Linked DNA regions of Homo sapiens: all the other regions are linked to region 2. Evidence: chromatin loops called from intact Hi-C (ENCODE). Cell type or tissue: OCI-LY7. All regions are shown on one strand.

Evidence for each region. Hi-C counts contacts between places; a loop is a spot of excess contacts. Peaks named below come from ENCODE experiments on the same cell type or tissue, not always from the same donor. Only the 100,000 strongest peaks of a DNase experiment are listed, where the experiment ranks them.
Region 1: a loop joins it to region 2, with 11 times the contacts of the local background. A loop is called at or near these places in 47 of 110 quality-filtered maps.
Region 3: it touches region 2 in a loop (8-fold over the local background); 93 of 110 quality-filtered maps call a loop at or near these places.

The regions. Positions count from the first base shown.
Region 1 is chr18:21,953,189-21,961,188 of GRCh38, forward strand. No RefSeq gene overlaps it. Among named protein-coding and RNA genes, the nearest start is that of LINC01900, 24 kb to the right of the region's middle. In OCI-LY7, CTCF peaks have their summits at 3,060 (motif pointing left) and 3,272; a DNase peak (open chromatin) is centred at 3,033.
Region 2 is chr18:21,191,139-21,199,138 of GRCh38, forward strand. No RefSeq gene overlaps it. Among named protein-coding and RNA genes, the nearest start is that of GREB1L, 47 kb to the right of the region's middle. In OCI-LY7, CTCF peaks have their summits at 1,073 (motif pointing left), 1,274, 4,220 (motif pointing right) and 4,428; DNase peaks (open chromatin) are centred at 1,043 and 4,233.
Region 3 is chr18:21,441,350-21,449,349 of GRCh38, forward strand. It overlaps GREB1L (GREB1 like retinoic acid receptor coactivator), which reads left to right. Exons shown (of 33, transcript NM_001142966.3): 10 at 51-188; 11 at 2,875-3,060. All of the region lies in intron 1 of GREB1L-AS1 (GREB1L antisense RNA 1), which reads right to left. Among named protein-coding and RNA genes, the nearest start is that of GREB1L-AS1, 5.7 kb to the right of the region's middle. In OCI-LY7, a CTCF peak has its summit at 3,299 (motif pointing left); a DNase peak (open chromatin) is centred at 3,292.

The DNA of each region.
Region 1 (8,000 bases), 760 kb after region 2:
CTAGAAGAAATGAATAAATTCCCGAAAATATACACCCTCCCAAGACTAAACCAGGAAGAAGTTGAATCCCTGAATAGACCAATAACAAGTTCTGAAATCGAGGCAGTAATACATAGCCTACCAATCAAAAAAAGCCAGGACCAGATAGATTTACAGCTGAATTCTACCAGAGGTGCAAAGAGGAGCTGGTACCATTTCTTCTGAAATGATTCCAAACAATCGAAAAGGAGAGAGTTCTTCCTAATTCATTTTATGAGGCCAGCATCATCCTGATACCAAAACCTGGCAGGGATACAACAAAAAAAACCAAAACTTCAGGCCAATATCCCTGATGAACATTGATGTGAAAAGCCTCAATAAAATACTGGCAAAGCAAATCCAGCAGCACATCAAAAAGTTTACCCATCACCATCAAGTCGACTTCTTTCCTGGGATGCAAGGCTGGATCAACATATGCAAATGAAAAAATATAATTCATCACATAAACAGAACTAAAGACAAAATTATATCTGTATTGAGGCATGATTATCTCAATAGACTCAGAAAAGGCCTTTGATAAAATTCAATATCCCTTCGTGTTGAAAACTCTCAATAAATTAAGTATAGGTGGAGCATATCTCAAAATAATAAGAGCCATTTATGACAAGCCCACAGCCAATATCATACTGAATGGCAAAAGCTAGAAGCATTCCCCTTGAAAACTGGCACAAGACAAGGATGCCCTCTCTCACCACTCCTATTCAACATAGTATTGGAATTTCTGGCCAGGGTAATCAGGCAAGAGAAAGAAATAAAGTGTACTCAAATAGGAAGAGAGGAAGCCAAACGGTCTCTGTTTGCAGACGACATGCTCCCGTATTTAGAAAACCCCATCGTCTCAGCCCAAAAGCTCCTTAAGCTGATAAGCAAATTTAGCAAAGTCTCAGGATACAAAATCAATGTGCAAAAATCACAAGCATTCCTATACACTAACAATAGACAATCAGAGAGTCAAATCATGAATGAACTTCCATTCACAACTGCTACAAAAAAAAATACCTAGGAATACAGCTAACAAGGGAAGTGGAGGACCTCTTCAAGAACAATAAACCTTTGTTTAAGGAAATCAGAGGACACAAACAAATGGAAAATCATTTCATGCTCGTGGATAGGAAGAATCAATATTGTGATTCTTACTGCCCAAAGTAATTTATAGATTCAATGCTATTCATATTAAACTACTATTGACATTCTTCACAGAATTAGTAAAAAAAAAAACTACTTTAAAATTTATATGAAACCAAAAAAGAGCCCGTATAGCCAAGACAATCCTAAACAAAAAGAACAAAGTTGGAGGCATTACGCTACCTGACTTCAAACTACACTACAAGGCTACATTAAACAAAACAGCATGGTACTGTTACAATAACAGACATACAGACCAATGAAACAGAATAGAGATCTCAGAAATGAGTCCACACATCTACAACCATCTGATCTTTGACAAACCTGACAAAAACAAGCAATGGGAAAAGGGCTCCCTATTTAATAAATGGTGCTGGAAAAACTGGCTAGCCTTATGCAGAAAATTGAAACTGGACCCCTTCCTTATATCTTGTACAAAAATTTAAACTCAAGATGGATTAAAGACTTAAATGTAAACCCAAAACTACAAAAGCCCTAGAAGAAAATCTGGCCACTACCATTCAGGACATAGGCACGGGCAAAGATTTTATGACAAAACACCAAAAGCAATCGCAACAAAAGCAAAAATTGACAAATGGGATTTAATTAAACTAATGAACTTTTGCATAGCAAAAGAAACTATCATCAGTGCAAACATACAACCTACAGAATGGGAGAAAAGTTTTGCAATCTATCCATTTGACAAAGGTCTAATATCCAGAATCTACAAGGAACTTAAACAAATTTACAAGAAAAAAAAATTAAAACATGTGCAAAGGACATGAACAGACACTTCTCAAAAGAAGACATTTATGTAGCCAACGTATTAAAAAAAGCTCAGCATCACTGATCATTAGAGAAATGCAAATCAAAACCACAGTGAGATACCATCTCACACCAGTCAGAATGGCGATTATTAAAAAGTCAAGCAACAACAGATGCTGGTGAGGCTGTGAAGTAGGAACACTTTTACACTGTTGGTGGAAAGGTAAATTAGTTCAACCATTGTGGAAGACAGTGTGGCAATTCCTCAAAGATCTGGGCATATACCCAAAGGAATATAAATAATTCTATTATAAAGATACATGCACATGTATGTTCATTGCAGCACTATTCACAATAGCAAAGACATGGTATCAACCCAAAAGCCCATCAATGTTAGACTGGATAATGAAAATGTGGTACATATACACGATGGAATACTATGCAGCCATAAAAAAGAACTAGGTCATGTCCTTTGCAGGGACATGGATGGAGCTGGAAGCCATTATCTTCAGCAAATTAACACAGGAACAGAAAAGCAAACACCGCATATTGTCACTTGTAAGTAGGAGCTGAACAATGAGAATACATGGACACAGGGAGGGGAACAACACACACTGGGGCCTGTCGGGGATAGGGGTGGGAAGAGGGAGAGCATCAGGATAAATAGCTAATACATGCAGGGCTTAATACCTAGGTAATGAGTTGATAGGTGCAGCAAATCACCATCGCACATATTTACCTGTGTAACAAACCTGCACGTCTTGCACAGGTATCCCAGTACTTAAAATAAAATAAAATAAAAACAAAAACAAACAAAAATAAAGTCTTTGTCAGCTAATTCCAACATCTGTGTTATCTCAGCATGTTAGTTGAGATTTTCCTAGTTCTTCACAGAGTGAGAAATTTTGTATTGTACTCTGGACATTTTGAATGTTATGAGTCTCTGGGTCTTGTTTAAAATTCTATGGAAAACATTTTATTCTGTTTTTTAACGTTAGTGGGTTATAGGTATGGTTGGGTTCAAGTTGTAAGTTCTGATCATCCTTCAGTGGTGTGTGGTTTCAATGTTCCACTAACACGCACTGCTATTCAGAGCAGTCCTGCATGTGCGCCACCTGGTGGCCAGTCTAGGCAGTCTAGGAGGTGGGACATGGTTCACCTCATAGTTTACAGTTGTATCTCAAAGCTTTTGATATACTGTTTAGGGTCAGATTCATGAATGTTCCACTTGTGGATAAACCCAGGGATTCTTAAACAACTTTATCAAGTCCCTTTCCCTAATACCTCCCTCTCTATAATGTCCCTAGTACTTTCTGAGTCCTGGGCTCCCCTTTTCAGTCCTCCAACCTGAAGAAAAACAAAAAAGAAATGGGGGATTTCTCCCTCTCCTTTGAGCATTAGGAGACCACGCCCTTGAGCCAGAACCAGAGGGTTTCTCTTGGACTTCTCTCCATTCATGCAGACGCCCATGTCCAGGTTCCACACTACCTTACACCTAGTCTGGGCAACACTGAAGCGAAAAATACAGTAGACTCACCACCCATTCAGAGGTACTTTAAAGTCTGGTCTTCCTTTCTGGTCTATCTGCTACTAGATGCTCACAGTATCCAAGTCATTGTGCCGTGCATTCTGTCCAGGTTTATCGCTTCATCCGGTGGGGGGATAGGGTCATAACTACATGACTCAAAACTCAGCCCCATCTTACCTGAAACCTGGGCTGAGTTTTGAATCATGTAGTTAATCTAATTAATACTGATTAATGGATACTTGGGCTATTCTTCCTGCCTTTTAAATTGTCGTGTTTCTGGAATCTGTTTTAATATTCTTATCTTATCCCTTCATAACACTGGTTCTCACCTTGGGTTTTCATTAGAATCACCTACACAGATTAAAAAAAAAAAGTTGATGTCCAGGCTACATCCCAGCCAAATTAAACCAGAATCTCTGGGAATAGGATCCAGGAATTAATACTTATATTTAAAAAAAATATTTCACACCACTTACCCCATCCTCTAATCCTCCAAACCTGTTCTTCCTATAATCTGCCTCATTTCACTTAATATTGTCACCATCCTCCAAACTCCCAAGTAAGACACCTTGGAGTTGGCCTGAACTCAGCTCCAGAATTTTTGCATTCAGGCTACCATCTGCCCTGTCATTGCCAACTCAGAAATGTCTTCAAATGTGGCTCTCATCTCTATTCCTTTTTTTTTTTTGTCACAGGATCTCACTCTGTCACCCAGGCTGGAGTGCAGTGGTACAATCACTGCTCACTGCAGCCTTGACCTCCTGGGTTCAAGTGATCTTCCTGCTTCAGTGTCCTGAGTACCTGGGACCATGGGTGCATGCCGCATGTCTGACTAATTTTTTTATTTTCGGTACAGACGGTGTCTCACTTTGTTGCCCAGGCTGGTTTCATACTCCTGGGCTCAAGTGATCCTCCCGCCTCGGCCTCCCAAAGTGCTGCAATGACAGGTGTGAGCCACCATGCCCAGCCATCTCCATTCTTTTAATCAAGCTCACGTTGCATAGCTGTGTCATTGGTTTCCCTGTCACTGGGCTGTCTTGGCAAACACTCTCACTGCTGCCAAAGGGATCTTCCTAAAAGAAGACTCTGTCAAGCCCCTTGTAAAACCTCCCTAGCGCCTCCTGCCCCCCAGTCTAGAGTCTAAACTCCTGGGCAAGGCACACGAGGCTTGCCATACTTGGCTTAGACTTCTTCTCCTAACTCCTCCCCCATCACCCATACATCTCTTTTCCCCACCTGGCAAAGACACACTGACATTCCCGAAATACCCCCGGCCCCGGAACACCTTATTGTTATCCTACTCACTTCCTACTTTGATGCCTGGCCATCTCCTTTTCAACCTTTAAGAACCAACTGAAATGTGAACCACTCGCCAGTGCTTCCCAGCTGATGTCATTACTGATCCTCCAGCTTTGGCCATAGTGTATTATCATGGTCACAGGCCGGGCGCGGTGGCTCATGACTGTAATCCCAGCACTTCGGGAGGCTGAAGTGGGTGGATCACCTGTGGTCAGGAGTTTGAAACCAGCCTGACCAACATAGTGAAACCCTGTCTCTACTAAAAATACAAAATTAGCTGGGCATGGTGGAGCATGCCTGTAATCCCGGCTACTTGGGAGGCTGAGGCAGGAGAATCGCTTGAACCCAGGAGGCTGAGGTTGCAGTGAACTGAGATCGCGCCATTGCACTCCAGCCTGGGCAACAAGAGTGAAACTCGGTCTCAAAAGATAAATGAGTCATGGTCACAAAACTCCACTGAAACTGTTTGCATGTCCGTCTCTCCCACTAGACTGGGGGCACCTTGAGGGTGGGTACTTATCAACATTTGTCTTTCTGGGAAAGCACACAGTGCCTGACTCACAGCAGACCCGCAGTGGGTGTTCAAACAAATAAATGAATATAGAGCAGACAGGGGCCCAGGAAGCAGCTCTGTGAGATTAGCGAAGTAAAAAGAAACAGGATGAAATGCAGGTATTTAAACACGGCATGAATGTTTGCAAAATGGAACAAGATTGCCAAAATTTCTAAGCTCAGACAAAGTAGTCATTTCTGGTTTAGGTCCAGGTATTGATACTACTTCAAAACCAGCCTGGGTGTTTTCTTAGCTGAAGGAAAAGGAGATGCCAGGGAAATACAATGAACTTCTGAAACAGGTATAAAGCCAGCCTCCAAGGAACTGAGGAAACGCCTCTGATCTGGAAAGTGGCATCACTTGTCAAACTTGAATTCAATTCCTGGCTCACTGCCTGCTGCTGGGGAAACATGGGCAAGTTAATTAACTTCATTGAGCCTCAATTTTCTCATCTGTAAAATGGGTACAATATTTCCTACCTCATAGGATTGTGTTGAGTATTGAACGAGTTAATTCATATTTCTAGTATGTAGTTAAGTGCCTGATAAATAGTGTTATTTTTATTTTCTGGTGATTTAGGGAATGAGTTGGCAGAAGTAGATGAAAAGAGGCATACGTCTGTTTCAGTTGGGGTCTTTATTGTCCTCAGCTCCTTAGAGGAGAAAGCCTTTGAATTCCCATGTCCTCATGTCTAGGGATGGGCTGACAGCCCAGGTTCCTCCTCTGGCTTTTGGCCACCGCTCTTGGTCCAGCTGGCCAACTTCCCCGCTCAGAGCCACAGAGCAACAAGGAGCCAGCACTGTCCCTTCATCCAGGGAAGTGCCTCATTCCTCATCTAAGTGTCCTTGACTCCTGAAATAATAGGGCAATATTTGAACATCCTATACCTAGACAGGCCCTATTTGCCAAGGACATTCTAAAAATATACTGTTGGGATTAAAAAAAAAACTTGCTGATTCTAAAGATCTCTGGAGGTGGTACCTTCTAAATTTATGTGCACAGAAGTAGCCAGACCTTGAGATGTCCATTCAAGGTATACGAGGGTGCAGTGGCACGTGTCTGGAATCCCAGTTACTTGGGAAGCTGAGACAGGAGGATCACTTGAGCTCAGGAGTTTGAGACCAGACTGGACAACATAGTGAGACTTTGTTTCTATAAAAAATATGTACATGACACATTCAGCCACAAACATCACTAGATTATCTTTTGGGTGAGTAGCTCACTAAAACATTAAAAGCCAGGCAATCAGTGTTCCTGAAGATTGTATCTGTCCGTCTGTCATCTCTCCTTTTACTGGGCACATGAATTCATGCCAGCATTGTGTGTGGAAAACACCTCAGTTTCAATAGGAGAGGAAAGAAGGACAGAAGGAAAGAAGGAAAACTGACATTGACCGAGAGTCTACCATGTGCAAGGCATTTTCTGTATCTTCTCATTTAATCCTTGCAAAAATTATACAGGAAAACTTATTCCCATTCTTAAAGGTCAGGAAATGGAGACTCATATAGAAATGACTTGCCCAGGTTCACTCATGCAGCAAGCGGCAAAGCTGAGATTTGCTTCCAAACCAGCCCACTCTAAAACCAACATTCAGCCCATCGCCCAGGCAGCAAGAGTTGTCAGCTGAAGCACACAGCAATTGAATTTTCACATACTTCTCATTTCCCCTTTCCAACCCTTCTCCACCTCCACCTTCCCCACCCCTTTCCCCCTTCTGCAAGCTTCTCTGTGACGTTCCACTGTAGCGTGATCCTCCAACTACAATCAGCAGCGCAGCCACAGGAATTACTGAAGGGCAGGCAGGGTTGGTAATACATGCAATCCATTTGCTGACTGCACTTGAATGCACATGGAAGTATGCGAGTGCAGGGAGGGCCCCGGAGGGAGGCACACATCTATATTTCAAATTAGCAAGTCAGTCACAAGTTACAGCTCCATGCCAGGGGCGTTTTTAGATAGCCAGACACACAGATAATGAAGGCACAGATTAACTGCGTCTGACTGTGCGGTAACTTAAAGCTCTCAGCCTCTATGGCCAGTCCATGTGGTGAAACAAACATTCCTCCAGCATATGGTAAGTTTTAGTAGAAAGCTTGCAGTGAGAAGTGTGGGTCCCTATCAGATGGGTGAAGGACATGTGGTTGATATTACAGCATGCGTTCACCTCTCAGACCCACTGGATTCGGCCCATTCTCTCTCCTTTTCCCAGGGTCACTTCTATTTTTTGGAAAATAGGGACAAGGTGTCACTGTGTTGCCCAGGCTGGTTTTGAACTCCTGGGCTCTTGAACTCCTGGCCTCCCAAAGTGTTAGGATTACAGGCATGAGCCACTGTGCCTGGTCCAGGACAGGTACTTGACTGGCTTCTCTGCACTGAAAAAAAATAAAATCTCCACCCATGCAGCTCCGAGAATGTAACTATTTCTTAGAATTTTCAATAAATTAAACTATTGAGTTAAATAGTAGCAAAGTGCTTAAGATTGGGAACAAGGAGGCCAGATTCTCATCCCCCTCCCGCCTTAAATGGCCTTGGACAAGTCACAATGTTTTCGTCAAGAGTATGAAATATTTTCTTTTTTTGGTTATTTTTAAAATAGTCTTTTTCTTACTTAAAAGCAGTGGCTCACGCCTGTAATCCCAGCACCTTAGGAGGCTGAGGTGGGCGGATTGCTTGAGCTCAGGAGTTCGAGAC
Region 2 (8,000 bases):
GTGGTGAACTGAGAAACTGTATCAGTGGAGAGCAATATTGTAAAAAGTAAGTTAACAGAGATTTTGAGGCCAGGCACAGTGGGTCACGCCTGTAATCCCAGCACTTTGGGAGGCCAAGGCAGGTGGATCGCTTGAGGCCATGAGTTCAAGACCAGGCTGGCCAATATGGTGAAACCCCATCTCTACTAAAAATACAAAAATTAGCCAGGCATGGTGGCGCACACCTGCAATCCCAGCTACTCAGGAGGCTGAGGCAGAAGAATCACTTGAACCCGAAAAGCGGAGCTTTCAGTGAGCTGAGATAGGGCCACTTCACTCCAGGTTGGGCGTGAGTGAGACTCCATCTCAAACAAACAAACAAAAAAACAGAGACTTTTGAAAAATATGGGGAAACAATACCTACAAAGTCAGTGGAGTTGGCTGGTTATTGCTAAATTGCATTGACATTCTGCAGAAGGATAATGAGGGATTGACGACTATTAGCAAAAATTTAGAGACAAGCCACAGATCTTCAGTGAGAGCTTACAAAGAAGCCCTTATTTCTACAGAGGAATGGTAGGCCCAGCTGAGTGACAGGCTAAAGACCTCATTGTTAGAGTTGTAGAGCTCCGAAGACATTTGAATGCTCAACCAAGGCAGGATTGTTATGTGAAGGACAGAGGACTGGTGGACAAATCTGTGATCCAGTCAGATGGGATGAAGAGGAGGGATAGGATGAGTTCCAACTGTGGCCCCCGAGAGCAACTATGGTAACAGGGGCTATTGTCTATCACACTAACTTCTCTCTTCTGAGTTTCCCCTCAGGAAGAAAGGCTGGCAGGAGCTATAAAGGAGTTGCTCCTCGCACTTATGTAGAAACATGACTTTGTGGAGCAGAAGTGGTCAATGGCAGCAGCCACAAGAATATACCTCTCAGATCTCCAGTTTCAGGGACTATAATTGCTCACAGGCCATAGCTACTGTGCTCTGAAATCTATTGCTGCATTTGCATCTGGAGTATGCTTGACATGAATGACGGTGGCAGGGAGCTAAGGGAAGCCTGCTCCTGGGAGACACTGGAGCCCTCTGCTGGCTGGCTTTGACTCAAGGACTCTCCGTTGTCTTTCCAAACCTCTCTTCACTTGGGGTCAGACTTGCGTTACAATCTGATGGTTGTCCCAATCTTCTCCAGCTCTGTCTCCATTTTCTCTCGCAAGTGTTTCCACTAATAAAATCCTTGCAGTTTTGATATGAAAAAATGCTCAACATCACTAATTATCAGGGAGAGGCAAATTAAAACCACAATGAGACACCACCTTACTCCTGCAAGAACGGCCATAATTAAAAATAAAAAAAAAAATGTTGGTATGGATGTGGTGAAAAGGGAACACTTTTACACTGCTGGTGGGAATATAAACTAGCACAACCATCATGGAAAACAGTATGGAGATTCCTTAAAGAACTAAAAGTAGATCTACCATTTGATCCAGGCCGGGCGCGGTAGCTCACACCTGTAGTCCCAGCACTTTGGGAGGCCAAGGCAGGTAGATCACTTGAGATCAGGAGTTCGAGTCCAGCCTGGCCAACATGGTGAAACCCCGTCTCTACTAAAAATACAAAAATTAGCCAGGTGTGGTTGTGGGCACTTGTAGTTTCTACAAGTTGTAGCTACTTGGGAGGCTGAGGTAGGACAATTGCTGGAACCCAGAGGGCAGAGGTTGCAGTGAGCCTAGATCATGCCACTGCACTTCAGCCTGGATGACAGAGTGAGACTCTGTTGAAAAAAAAAAAAAAGAATTACCATTTGATCCAGCAATCCCACTACTGGGTACCTATCCAGAGGAAAAGAAGTCATTATATGAAAAAGACACTTGCAGATGCATGTTTATAGCAGCACAATTCGCAATTGCAAAAATATGGAACCAGCCTAAGTGTCCATCAACCAACAAGTGGATAAAATGTGGTATATATACACTGTGAAGTACTACTCAGCCGTAAAAAGGAATAAAATAATGACATTTGCAGCAACCTGGATGGAGTTGGAGACCATTATTTGGAGACCATTATTCTAAGTGAAGTAACTCAGGAACGGAAAAACAAATATTGTATGTTCTCACTTATAAGTAGGAGCTAAACTATGAGGACACAAATGCATAAGAATTATATAATGGACTTTGGAGGCTTGGTAAGAAGGGAGAGAGGGGGTGAGGGATAAAAGACTGTACATTGGTACAGCGTATGTGCTTGGGTGACAGGTGCACCAAAATCTCAGAAATTACCACTATAGAACTTATCCATGTAACAAGAAAACCACCTGTTCCCCAAAAACTATTGCAATAAAAAGAAATCCTTGCATGTTTGGTTTCTTCTTGGTGTCTACTTCTCAGAAAACTCAGATTAACACACTGACCCTTTCTTCTGCCATCCCCAATCACTATTAAGCCCAGCCAGTGAATGTTTTTATTTCAGAAATTGTACTTTTCAGTTGTTGAATATCCGTTTGGCTCTTTTTTTATAGTTTCCATTTCTCTGTTGACATTTCCCATATATTATTCAATAATTATTGTGGTACTTTTCATCAGTACTCTAGGGGAGGAAAAACAGCCCAATTTATTATCTAGACAAGCAAACGTTTTATCTAAAATACAACTGGAAAAGAGCAAAGATGTCAAATGTCCTTGACTTTAAGAACTTCCAGATTTAAATTTGTTCTTTAATTCTAAGGAAATACTATTGAATATAATAGTCACATCTCATCTTAATTGACCAGGAATTTATGTCACAATGTTTTAGAAAGGATACCATCTTTTCTGGGATAAAAAATTGTCAAGTTATTGTACTAAAATTATATAATATGTCAGTTAACATTAGGGGAAGCTGGATGAAGGATATGAGCAACTCTTCGAACTATTTTGCAACTTTAGCTCCTATCCTTTGCTGAAAGGGTCCTGATTAATATAGTTCATAAATAGAAAATGTATTCATTGAATATTTGTATAGATAGACCTCAACAGGGAACTTCTGAAACACTGATCCTCATCAGTGAATTATAATTTGAGATTAAAGAAATTATCTCCTTTCTTTCTAATATATTCTGAACATATCCAAATTCAAATCATTCTTTTAAACTAAGCATTAGTAATGTCTTTTCTATCCAGGCTCTTATTTTATACTATATATATTTCCTGAGTGATCTTGTTCACATTGTTTCAGCAACCACCACTGTGCTGATGAAAATGAATTTATATCTTCTACTTAACCTTCTCCTCAAAGCTTTAAGAACCAGATATTCAATTGCCTGTTAGCATCAACACATCACTATTTCCCATGCAGCTCAAGGTTAACTTGTCAACATGAAATTAATCATCTTTCCCACTAACTTTACTCTTTTAAATAGAATTTTAAAATGTTAATTGATAAAAATATAATCTATCTGAACTCTAAAAGATGACATCCAGCCATCAAACCTAATTATTTATCTTTTCTTCCAATTATTTGAGTCATCCTTTTTTCCTGCTTACTACTACCATCATCTACTATAATTACATCATAATTTTAGTCTCAATTCCCACCCTAATACATCCCCCATATGGTGCCAGGGTTGTATCTGAATTGCAAGGCTGTTTCTCTGTTTTCTATCTTTATCTTTATTTTTTTTTTTAGAGACAGGGTCTTGCTCTGTCACCCAAGCTGAAGTGCAGTGACATGACCATAGCTTACTGCAGCCTCAAGCTTCTGGGCTCAAGCCATCCTCCTGCCTCAGCCTTCCGAGTAGCTAGTACTACAGGGGTGGGCCACCATGAAAGGCTGTCTCTTGAGTGGCTTCCCATTGCATAGAAAATACAAACTCTCTTTGATCTCAGCTTTGCTCCCGTCTCTAGCCTTCCTTCCAGGCACTCACTTTCCACTGCTTTATCTCAAGCAGTTAAACTTGCCCACAAAATTATGTTGTTCTTTGATTTCCCACCTTGACTCATGTCTTAGACATCAGTGCTCTTCCTGCCCTTGTCACCTGTGACTGTTCCTCCTTTATCAGCTCAGGAGGTAGCTACTTCATGATGCAACTTCTTAATTTCTAAATTCAGATCTGGTGCCCCTCTCTGAGCTCTCAGGAATCATGTCCCTATTTTCAATTGCTGTGGCTATCACAGTGGTCTTTTTCCTTTGTCTCCCCTCATTTGTTTTTCTGCTGTAATTGAGAAAATAGTAGTCCAAGTTACAGATACTCCTAATGAACACTAGATGGCACTCTTATCTTTTGTTTGAGCAAATGAGTTGCTATTAATTCTACGTCTAAACTCAGCTTTTAAAATTGTCGTTTTCCTGGTTAAATCTCAGAGTTAAAAATAAAAGCATTTCTGTCCTGAAGTTGTTTGTTTGTTGTTTGTTTTAATGAAACCAAGTCTTTATATGTATGCAGGTTCAACAAGGAATCACTCAATCCCAAAACAAAAACTACTCCATTAAATAAATTGGCTTAGCCCTGCCATCCCAGTTAGTACTGCTATTGAAACAAATATATTGATTTTCAAAAGCATGTAATTAATTGTGTTTTGGGGGGTAAAATAATGGAACTTGGAGAGAGGGCTGAAAAATTTGTCTTTTAATCTTCATAAAAGATAAACTAACCCTTTGCAATACAAATGAGTAGTAAATATTTTATGATCTATTATGATTATCTGTAGAGCTATCAAAGTGTTAAATAGTTTAAAAGAGGTCTGAAGATTACACCAAAACAATACTATATCATGGAAAAAAATTTAGAACATGTTTTCAAAAGCAAAGGCTTGATAGTGCTTTAATTATTTTAATTTTTTTAGATGTTTCTTATACACAGAAGACTCATATCATGTTACCTTTTATCTTCCTTCTCAAATCTAACACTCTCCCAGTTTACCAGCTCTGTAAATGGCTCCACTCCCATTCAATTATTATAGCCTCAAACTTTGTGGTATTCCTAATTTTTCCCTTCCCTTCATAATCTATAACCAAATCATTAGCAAATAAATCTACTGGTTCTTCCTTCAAAATATATCTCTAGGTCGGGCGCAGTGGCTCATGCTTGTAATCCCAGCACTTTGGGAGGCCGAGGCAGGCAGATCACGAGGTCAGGAGTTCGAGACCAGCCTGGCCAACATGGTGAAACCCCGTCTCTAATAAAAATACAAAAATTAGCTGGGCGTGGTGGTGGGTGCCTGTAATCTCAGCTACTCGGGAAGCTGAGGCAGGAGAATTACTTGAGCCCAGGAGGCAGAAGTTGCAGTGAGCCAAGATCGCACCACTGCACTCCAGCCTGGGAGACAGAGCGAGACTCTGTCTCAAAAAAAAAATAAAAATAAAAATAAAATATATATATACAAATATATAAATATATATATATAAATATATATAAATGTGTGTATATATATATAATCTGTCCACTACTCTTATCTCCACTGGCACCACCTTGGTCCAAGCCACTGCCTCTCTCCTACCACAAGAATTTTCTTAATGGTCTCTTTGCCCAAGCTGCCCAAGCCACTATAAGCCCTCAGCTCTGGGAAAGAGGCCAACTCCATTCTAAATCTATTTTACATAGAACCCTTAAGGAACAACTTCAGGTAAAAACTCCTCAAATTTGAACTAATCTAAGAAAGTTCATATAGTAAAAAGAACCATGAAACAGTTTAAGCAACGAATTGTAGGAACATTGTCTAGCCATCACAATCCTATGCTTCCAGAAAAGAGGATTTGATATTGCTTTCTATTACAGCAGATATTACCAGCAATGTTCTTTTTCTATTGGATTCTAAATAATCCGAACTGCCCAAAAGGAGTTATTTATATTAGTGAAAGAACAGTGAATCTTGAAAGTATTTCTCCTGTGGTAATAACGCTTTTTGTTATATAGTGAATGCAGCTTCCTCAAATAACTGAAAATTTCATCTTGTTATTAAATAGTCTAGCCTCTTTGCAATTCATTTTATTGGAGAACATTTACTGGACAAGCCTACCCTTCCCGGGTGATTTACACGGATTAAGTTAGAAATGGAGCAACATCTTATTCCTTTCATTAAAGAGGGGTAATTTCTCCCATAAAATTTATTGGTATGGTATAGGGAAGGTCAATCTATTAAATTTTCTTGGAAATTTGTTTTTAGCTCCATTCAGCAGATCAATCTCCAGCCAGCCTGAGCCTAGATAATATGCTTCTTTTGTCATTGGATCTAACAGAGAAACTGAGAATCACATTTTAAGGGATTGGAATGAAGTGTTCCTATCATCTGCTTCTTTTTTTTTTTTTTTTTTTTTGTCTCTCAGGGTCTTCTGAATCCAGTTATTTTTCACCATGTATTTTGATTCAATTTATTCCTCCATCCTCAGTTTACCACAGGGGAGGAACATTATAAACACATATAACTATCTGAAAATAATATTTAGGCACCCTTTTTAAGGCACAGAAGTTATTGCTTCTAAATTCAAGTTAATTTGTTTTCTAATATAGTTTGTGTAAAACTATTAAAAATTTTTTCATTTCTTATTCCAAAAATATTTTTTCCAAGATTGGACAGAAGAGATAGGGAACAACTGTCCAGATTACGGTAGCCAACATTATAAATAGGAGTCATGCCTTAGATATTGCTTCCTTAATATATTTTTAATAACATTGGTTACCATTTATTGAATATATTTTATGTGTCAGTGGCTGAGCTGAGCACTTTCTGTGCTTTCCCATTTAACTTATTTAGTCTTCACATCAACCCTATCAAGTAGGTGTTGCTCTCTTGTTTTACAGCTGAGGAAACTGAGGTCAGTGATGTTAAGAAACTACCCAAACCCACATAACCAGTATGTGACACTGCAGGGCTCAAGCCCCAGTTCTTTCTGGACTCAATCTGTTTCTTTATTTGTTTTTAACCAAACTACAATTCCTTTGATGCTTGCTCTTCCCTGCAAATGTTCTCAAGTGGATACTCACAAGAATAACTTACAAACTTCAAGTGTTTGGGAGATTTTGAATCCTTGACATTTTCTATCATGTTCAATGAACTAGTCTAAAATGCACTCAAACATGGAGACTCATCTGAGCCAAGTGGACAATTTTAGAAAGCACTTGCTCGATTGTCTTTAAAATTGCATCCTCAGACTCATAAAACATTTCTCAAAATTAACCGGAGAAATTAGGTACCACTTTTAGTAATAATAAAAAAAAATCCAAACTACTATCTATATATAGTATATGTAAAAGTCCACACAATTATATATAGAGATTATCTATATCTATTATCTATGTTTTGCGGCCATGATGGTTGATATAAAAGCCACAATCTTGCATGGCATTTGATTTTGTTGTGAAGTAGATAAGAGTCCTGTAGATTTCTAAGAGCCTAAAAAACCCTCAAGTGCTAGTAGTCCTCTGCTCACACTACCAGGGAAAATGATGAAAGTTTAGGCTGATGGATGTGCCTTAGGAGCAGCACCTTGGGACACCAACATAGACTGAGTGCTAAAGGAGAGATGACTATAAGCGAAATAAGTGGAGCATCTGTTAAGACCCAGAGAGGTGCTGCACTGATTTATGATCAGGCTAGTCATAGACTGTAACTATTATTATTATTATTATTATTTTGAGACGGAGTCTCACTGTGTTACCAGGCTGGAGTGCAGTGGCGCCATCTTGGCTCACTGCAACCTCCGTCTCCCGGGTTCAAGCAATTCTCCTGCCACAGCCTCCTGTGTAGTTGGGACTACAGGCGCGCGTCACCACGCCCAGCTAATTTTTTGTATTTTTTTAAGTAGAGAAGGGGTTTCACCATGTTGGCCAGGATGGTCTCAATCTCTTGACCTCATGATCCGCCCACCTCAGCCTCCTAAAGTGCTGGGATTACAGGCGTGAGCCACTGCGCCCGGCCATCTTTTTTTTTTTTTAAAGAAACATAAACATAAATTTAACTAGCAATAGTTAATTCATTATTTTATATATAGGACTTTCCTCATAATTTCTGTTATTCTCTAGGAGGTTTGCTTTAATTATTTAAGAA
Region 3 (8,000 bases), 250 kb after region 2:
TTTCATTTAGTTTTCACGCCATCTTTCTTGTCAAACTTTTTTTTTTCCAGAGCCCCTTTTATCTGCCCCAGTTCCACAGACCCCACTAACTGGAATTTTACAACCCAGGCCCATTCCTGCAGGGGAAACTGTAATTGTTCCTGAAAACCTGCTGAGTAACTCAGGAGTTAGACCAGTAATTCTGATAGGTAAGGTAATGGAATTCCAAGTTGCCTGTGTCTGCTGGAATCTAGGAGTGTTTTTCCATTTCATTGTGTTTTTTCATGTATTCATGAAGATATTCATCCATCTGTTGATTCTGTCAGCTTTTATTGGTCAGCTCTTTCATGCTATATTAAACATGTGATTAGGAGCTGAGGATAAGGCAAAGTCTTTTTGCCCTCAAGGAGCACTGTTTAGTGGGGGAGTCTCACCTCGCATGAGCCACCAGCGTTGGTAAATAAGCATTACAACACATGGGCGATACCATTATAGCACACTGTGACATGTGAGCTCCTTAGAGGTTCACAACCAGGAGCAACCAGAACTCAGAGCTCTGAGAGAGGGCTTACCTCTGCCTGGAGGGATCTGAGAAGACTTCCCAGAGGTGTTGGTTAAGCTGGGTCCTGAAGGTTGGTCAAAGTGGACAAGGTCAGGGAGGAGACATTCCAGTCAAAGGGAGCCAAACCACAAAGAAATGAAACAAGCCAAGCCAGCTGAAAGACCCTACTCAAGAGAACCAAGAGGCCCTACAGTTGCAGGTCTGAACCTTAGCATCTTTGAGGAGGCTGAGTCCTTCCAGGTGGTCTACAAGTGGAGGTATAGACATTTAGGGGTCCCTACATTCCAGGACTAACTTAGTGCTTTTCATACCCATTTCAGGAGACTCCTTGGTTTAGGGCTGGCCTAGGCCAGAAGGAGACTGCTTGCTCTACCTTAAGGACAAAATAGATAGGGTGTTTAAGTTCCCCACATCTTTAGGGTGTGTTTACATGCAGTGTTATTTGCTTTTTGGGTTGGCCTGAGCCTGCCTAATTGGATGGTTTTGCTTGGAGTCATGTCCTTTACCTGGTTGCTTTATCTGCTAATCCTAGATCTGTAGGTACTGAGGGGATCCCAGTTGCTTAAATGCTGTATAGATTAGGAAGCTCTTTTTGAACATTAACATAGTGCCACTAAGCTTTGGAAAGATGCATAGAACGTGGGACCCTTTGGTCCTTTGGTGCCTGCCTTTTAGAAAGTCTCACAGAGGGACTATCCTCTCCATCAACCACCAAAACAGAGCATATTTTGGACATATTTTATCCTATCTATTTCAAAACAATTTGAGACTGTTTACTGACATTTAGGAAGACAACCTCACAAAAATAGCTAAGATAACAAAGGAACAGGGATCTCCAAGCACCTGAAACTAGAAGAATCTTGCTATTAATCAATGAATTTAGCTTACTTTTTTTTTTTTTTTTTAAAGAAAATCTCAGGAATATCTCCAGGTGGATAGTGTCAGAAAGGAAAGGAAAGGGGAAAGGAAAGGAAATCTCAGGAAGTGAAACATGTATTGTCATTTGTTTCTGTTTTTGTTTTTTGTCATTGTTTTTTGAGACAGAGTCTTGCTCTGTCACTCAGGCTGGAGTGCAGTGGCACAATCTCTGCTCACTGCAAGCTCCGCCTCCTGGGTTCAAGTGATTCTTCTGCCTCCTGAGTAGCTGAGATTACGAGCGTGCACCACCACGCTCAGCCTAGTTTTGTATTTTTAGTAGAGATGGGGTTTCATCATGTTGGCCAGGCTGGTCTCAACTCCTGACCTCAAGCAATCTGCCTGCCTCAGCCTCCCAAAGTGCTGGGATTATAGGCGTGAGCTGCACCCCACCTGGCCAGTGTTTTTTGTTTTTGAGACGGAGTCTCTCTCTGTGGCTCAGGCGGGAGTGCAGTGGCGCGATCTCGGCTCACTGCAACCTCTGCCTCCTGGGTTCAAGCGATTCTCCTGCCTCAGCCTCCCATGTAGTTGCATGCCACCATGCCTGGCTAATTTTTGTACTTTTAGTAGAGGCTGGGTTTCGCCTCTACTAAAGGTGAAAATGTTGGCCAGGCTGGTCTCAAACTCCCGACCTCAGGTGATCCACCCGCCTGGGCCTCCCAAAGTGCGGGGATTATAGGCGTGAGCCACCTTGCCCAGCCATATTGTCATTTGTTTGTTTTCTGATTTCTTATCTGAAAATAAACTTGATCAGGGACTTTATCAGAAATATTTTATCATTGCAGTTTTACAGAGGATACAGACATGTTTTGCAAACTCATCAGTCTTCCAGCAAAATATTAACATGTTCCTTCCATGAGAAACAGAGATAATATGAGTACAGTTGTCCCTTAGTATCCCTGGGGGATTGATTCCAGGCCCCGTCCCATATCAAATCGAATATCCTCAAGTCCCTCATATAAAATGGCACAGTATTTGCATATAACCTATGCACATCCTCCCATATACATTAAACCACCTCTCCATTGCTTGTAATACTTAATACAGTGCCTACACATCACGTCATTCACATGAATTCAGTGTACTACTCAGCCCACAGCAAATTCAAGTTTCACTTCTTGGAACTTTGTGGAATTTTTTCTTCTGACTATTTCAGTCCACGGTTGATTGAACGTGGAACCCACAGACATAGAGGGCCAACTGTATTTTCTTTCCTGTTCATTTAACTTAATATAAGGATAGAATTTGGAGCATCCAAGTGAATTCCCTGGGATTGATATGTTTGAGTGATTTGTTTGGTAGCTATCTCAGAGGGCAGGGAATTTTGTTAAGCAGCTTTGATCGTCGTTGAGCAAGTGTACCTGGTTGGACCATAAAAAGAAATGTTGAACTGTACTGACCTGCTTCTATTGGGACAGGCTATGGCACTTTACCCTATTTCTATGGAAATGTTGGTGACATTGTTGTGAGTCCTCTGCTGGTGAATTGCTACAAGATTCCACAGTTGGAAAACAAAGATTTGGAAAAATTAGGGTTGACCGGCAGCCAATTTCTGAGCGTGGAAAACATGATTCTTCTGACGATACAGTATCTTGTGCGGCTGGGTAAGTCATTTTCCATAATCATTTGCTGGTGACTACTTTTGAGGATTTTTTGTGATGTACTTTTTCTTTCTTTCTCACATTTATCCTCCTATCTCTTATTTTCCCTCTTTCGCTTCTAATGTTCTTTCCCTTCAACCCCATTCTCTGTAACTTTTCCCTTTCCTCTCCTTCATTTCTTTTCTACTCCTTTCCTTTCCTCTTCTTTGGGTCCTAGAGGAGATGAATTGCACCACCTAGTGTCCAGTCTCATGATGCTGCAAAGGTCTCCAAAGTAGTTAAGGTAGGCAGAACCTTAAAGGGTTGTGCCTTGAGCACCCCTTCTCTGGGGAGCTTGGCCAGGCCACCTTTCTGAAAGTGCACCTACCATCTGGAGTGCAAACACAGCCATTGTCTTAAACAATTATTTTCCAGTTTTCCACTTAGCCTTTTTATCTTGTTTATCCACTGGCCCTACACCCATTTTTTTTCTTCTCCAGCTACACCCCTTTGATGGAGTCCCATCGTGCTTTCCATCATTGAGGTCATAACTGTGGACCTCCCTGGAAGGTCTTTAAGCTATAGGGTAAGGGGGATATGTAGGTCATGAACCCTTCACTTCCTCTATCTGATATATTCTCCGAAGCCCCAAAGTGGGTGTATGCAGGTGCCCTGACAATACTAGAGTGGCTTAGCAGCATTTACATCGAAATGTCCTTTATTTTGCAAATGGCAGTAGGCCATCTAATTATACACTCACTCTATCACTTCAAGCCACTGATTTACTTAGAAAAATATTTGAGATGTGGCCGGGCACGGTGGCTCACGCCCGTGATCCCAACACTTTGGGAGGCCAAGGTGGGCGGATCACCTGAGGTGGGGAGTTCGAGACCAGCCTGACCAACATGGAGAAACCCCATCTCTACTAAAAATACAAAATTAGCTGGGCGTGGTGGCGCATGCCTGTAATCCCAGCTACTCAGGAGGCTGAGGCAAAAGAATTGCTTGAACCCGGGAGGCGGAGGTTGCAGTGAGCCCAGATCACGTCATTGCACTCCAGCTTGGGCAACAAGAGTGAAACTCCATCTCAAAAAAAAAGAAAAGAAAAGAAAAGAAAAAAATATTTGAGATGTAAAATTACACATAAAAATATTAGTATGCACTCTTGTGAAATTTTTTAATTTTAGAAAATACTTCAGTGTTAGGAGATAATAAAAACACTGGACTAAATAACTTTAAAAGAAAGAAAAAAGCTTTATTAGGGCATATTCAGTGTTTGGTGCATTAGCTAGCAATCTTGACTAGAACTCTGTGCCCTGAGAGGCTGCCTTGACTTGGCCTCTGCTTCGACATGGCCTTTTGAAATTTACAAGGCACCAATTTCATGATAAACCTAGGACTTACTAATGATGCTTATTGAAAGGTAATACAATTATAAAGCTCATCTGGGTCCACAGCTCATTTGATGACATAATTTTAATTGCTACATACTGAAATTAGATTATAGACTGTGTTCTAAGATCTAAAGCCAACTTCTAAATGCACCCAGAATTAGTAAAACCAGGCTTCATAAAGTGATGATATAGCCAACCAAGAAAATCACTATAGCACTCTTTTTCAGTTTGTTTGTTTGTTTGATTATTTGTTTGTTTGTTTTGAGACCGAGTCTCACTCTGTTTCCCAGGCTGGAGTGCAGTGGTGCGATCTCGACTCACTGCAACCACCACCTCCCATGTTCAAGCAATTCTCATGTCTCAGCCTCCCGAGTAGCTGGGACTACAGGCGTGAACCACCACACCCTGCTAATTTTTGTATTTTTAGTAGAGACAGGGTTTCACCATGTTGGCCAGGCTGGTCTCAAACTCCTGATCTCAGGTGATCCACCTGCCTTGGGCTCCCAAAGTTGGGATTACAGGCATGAGTCACCACGCCCGGCCTCCTTTTCAATCTTAATAGCAATTTTTAAAATCGGAGTCTAATTTAATTAAATGAACCAAGTGGTCAAAATAAGATATCTTTTCTTAAAGTACTAAATGCTCTTATCTTTTGTAAAGAAAAAGAAAAGAAAAGAAAAAAAGAAACAATTTCAATTTAATTACACAGATTCTTCTCTGACCTGCAGGATCAGTTCTTTCCTGAATTTGACTTGCAGTCAATCAGTTAGGCCTCTCGATATACATGAATAGCTATTTCTCTTTTAAAACCTAAGCTTTGTACATTGAGACATCTCTATCCCTCAACAACTGTTCTGGAGTCCTTTATTTATTTATTATTTATTTATTTCTTTATTTCTTGCCTCTGGAGGTTTCAAGAAGGCAAGCAAGAATAGTTTCACATATGGCATAGATTATAGACATTTAAAAAAATAAATCTAAACTTCTAAAAGGATTTTTAATACTTCAGCGGCTCAGTTACTTAGAGGTATCAGAGAAGAAGAAAAGCAAGATTCTTCAGAAGGAACCATACCTCTTCACTACAGTCACTTTTAAAAAATCTCAGTCATTTCACAGTCAGAAAATCTTTGAAGTAGATAATGAAATCAGCAAATCCAGAGATTCTTGTAAGGCTCTGAGTCTATTTAAACCTTGACTTTTCCTATTAAGGTAGTTCTTTCTGAAAAGTCATTAAAACTGATACCTCAGCTAACCTAAGTTATTGGAGATCAGCACTTGAAGGAAAAGATTATTGTTATCAAGCTTGCGAAAGTGGAGAAAAGACACCTGCAATGTAATTGTAAAGGCTGAGGATGAGGTACTGGGTGTGGTGGCTCACGCTTGTAATCTCAGCACCTTGGGAGGCTGAGGCAGAAGGATCACTTGAGCCCAGAAGTTCAGAACTGCAGTGAGCTATGATTGTGCCACTGTACTCCAGCCTGGCAGACAGACAGAGACCCTGTCTCTAATTAAAAAAATTTAAAAAAAAAATTTTTTTAAAAGGCTGAGGATGAAAAAGTGATAGTTGATTTTTGGAAACAAGGCATTTTACTCTAAGAAGTCTCTTACCTCATTTAAACTTAATACCTTTTCCTCCACTTCTTGATTCCTAATTGTACATCAGTCAAAACTGTATAAAAGCGAGCTTTAAGGCAACAAAGGATGTTGTGAACATGTTTAGTAATTTTATTTTCCCAGAATGCCTTTGTGCTTTCAATTAATTATGCCTCCTGATAGAATATGTTACTTAGTCCTGGAGTGAGTCTTATGGACTACTAACCAGGCCCCTGAGCTTTCAGGTTGTTAATGAAAGACGGTAGGGAATTGGAGACAGCCAGGGCCACCTGCTTTTCAGCTGTCATGTTCTGGTGGAAGAAAGCGTTAAATAAATGACCACCTTCTATCCACTTTGAGCTCACTGAAAAGTGTTTACCTAGTGACAATTAACCATGATGCCAATTTGATAAAGCTGAATGAAGATCAGACATCTTGGTGGCTCCTAGGTGATTTTTTTTTAAAGAGCATCCCTCCACATTCCCAGCAAGTTTTTTGAGGACAGTAGAGGCCAGGCACGGTGGCTCACACCTGTAATCCCAACACTTTGGGAGGCTGAATAGGGTGGATACTTGAGGTCAGGAGTTTGAGAGCAGTCTGGCCAACATGGTGAAACCCCATCTCTATCAAAAATACAAAAATTAGCCAGGCATGTTGGGCATGCCTGTAATCCCAGATACTCCGGAGGCTGAGACAGGAGAATTGCTTGAGGCCAGGAGGTGGAGGTTGCAGTGAGCCGAGATCGCGCCACTGCACTCCAGCCTGGATGACAAAGGGAAACTGTCTCAAAAAAAAAAAAAAGCAGCAGCAGCAGCATAGAAGAAACACAGACATAATGTATACATTACCATTTTCTTGCCCTGTTTCCATGTATAGAGGAGAAAAATCTGTTTATGAGAATTCTACTCTCCTACCTCTCCCTGGCCTCCACCCAATCCTGGAAAAACTGTTTTCTCCAATTAAAATTGTTGTTTTTATAATGTATAAGATTTTATTTAATTTTCCATATCTGAAGAGCATTACTAAACACCTCATTTTCTTACTTTCCCAGAAAAGATGGGAAGGGCCAGAGAAACCACTTAGATCCCTATTAGAGGAAGGAATGGGTCTGACTCATTTGTGGTGCCTCCTTCTCATGCAGAAGTCCAGCCCATCACCCCTTTGTTCTTCCATAAGGGGCTTTTAGCCATGGGTTCTGGGGCTGTTGCTTGGTCTCAGATCACAGACACTGAGGTGTCTGAGCTGGTTTATGGGAGCCTGAGTTTCAAATATTGGGTTCACACAGCAAAAGAAATGATTGAATAGAGGGAGTGACTGTATTCTCACTGCTTTCAATTTAAACTAAATGTTGAAATCTTAGTTCATTTGTGTCATTTGGATACCAAACATTGACTTGCTTATTTTGTTCTAAAGGCTGGTTGAGTTTCTAAAGAGAATAAGGAAGAAAATCCCCCTGATTCCAGGGGCCACAGGTCAGCAGTATAAGTTTTGCTCCAACTGGTTGGAGAAGAGGGCCAAATGGCATATTTAACAATCCAGAATGCTGGGGAATAACTAGATCATGAAAGCGTTCTCTATCTGGGAAAAATGTGAGGCTGCCTCCAATATCACTTGGGAGTGAAAAATAATTAAACTTCATTTCCTGCACAGTATTCTCAAAATTAGGCTTAGAAGCAACACATTAAAATGTTTTCCAAAATGCCTATGACTAAAATGAGAACTGAAACTTAAAATCGGTTATATACCAGTAGGTTGGCTTCTTTTTTCATTAGTCATTAACAATTTCTATAATGCCAAGCTTAATAGGTCAAGAAATATGCCATGTGCAAGGACCAGCTCCGAGGGCATACAGTGGAATTAATGGTTTCTCTTGGTACCTCCTCTTTTAAAGAGATCAGGAATACAGAAAAACAGAAGCCTGATTTTTTTTACAAAGATTGAGGCAGAAAGAAAAATAATTTCCAACAGGGAATGATT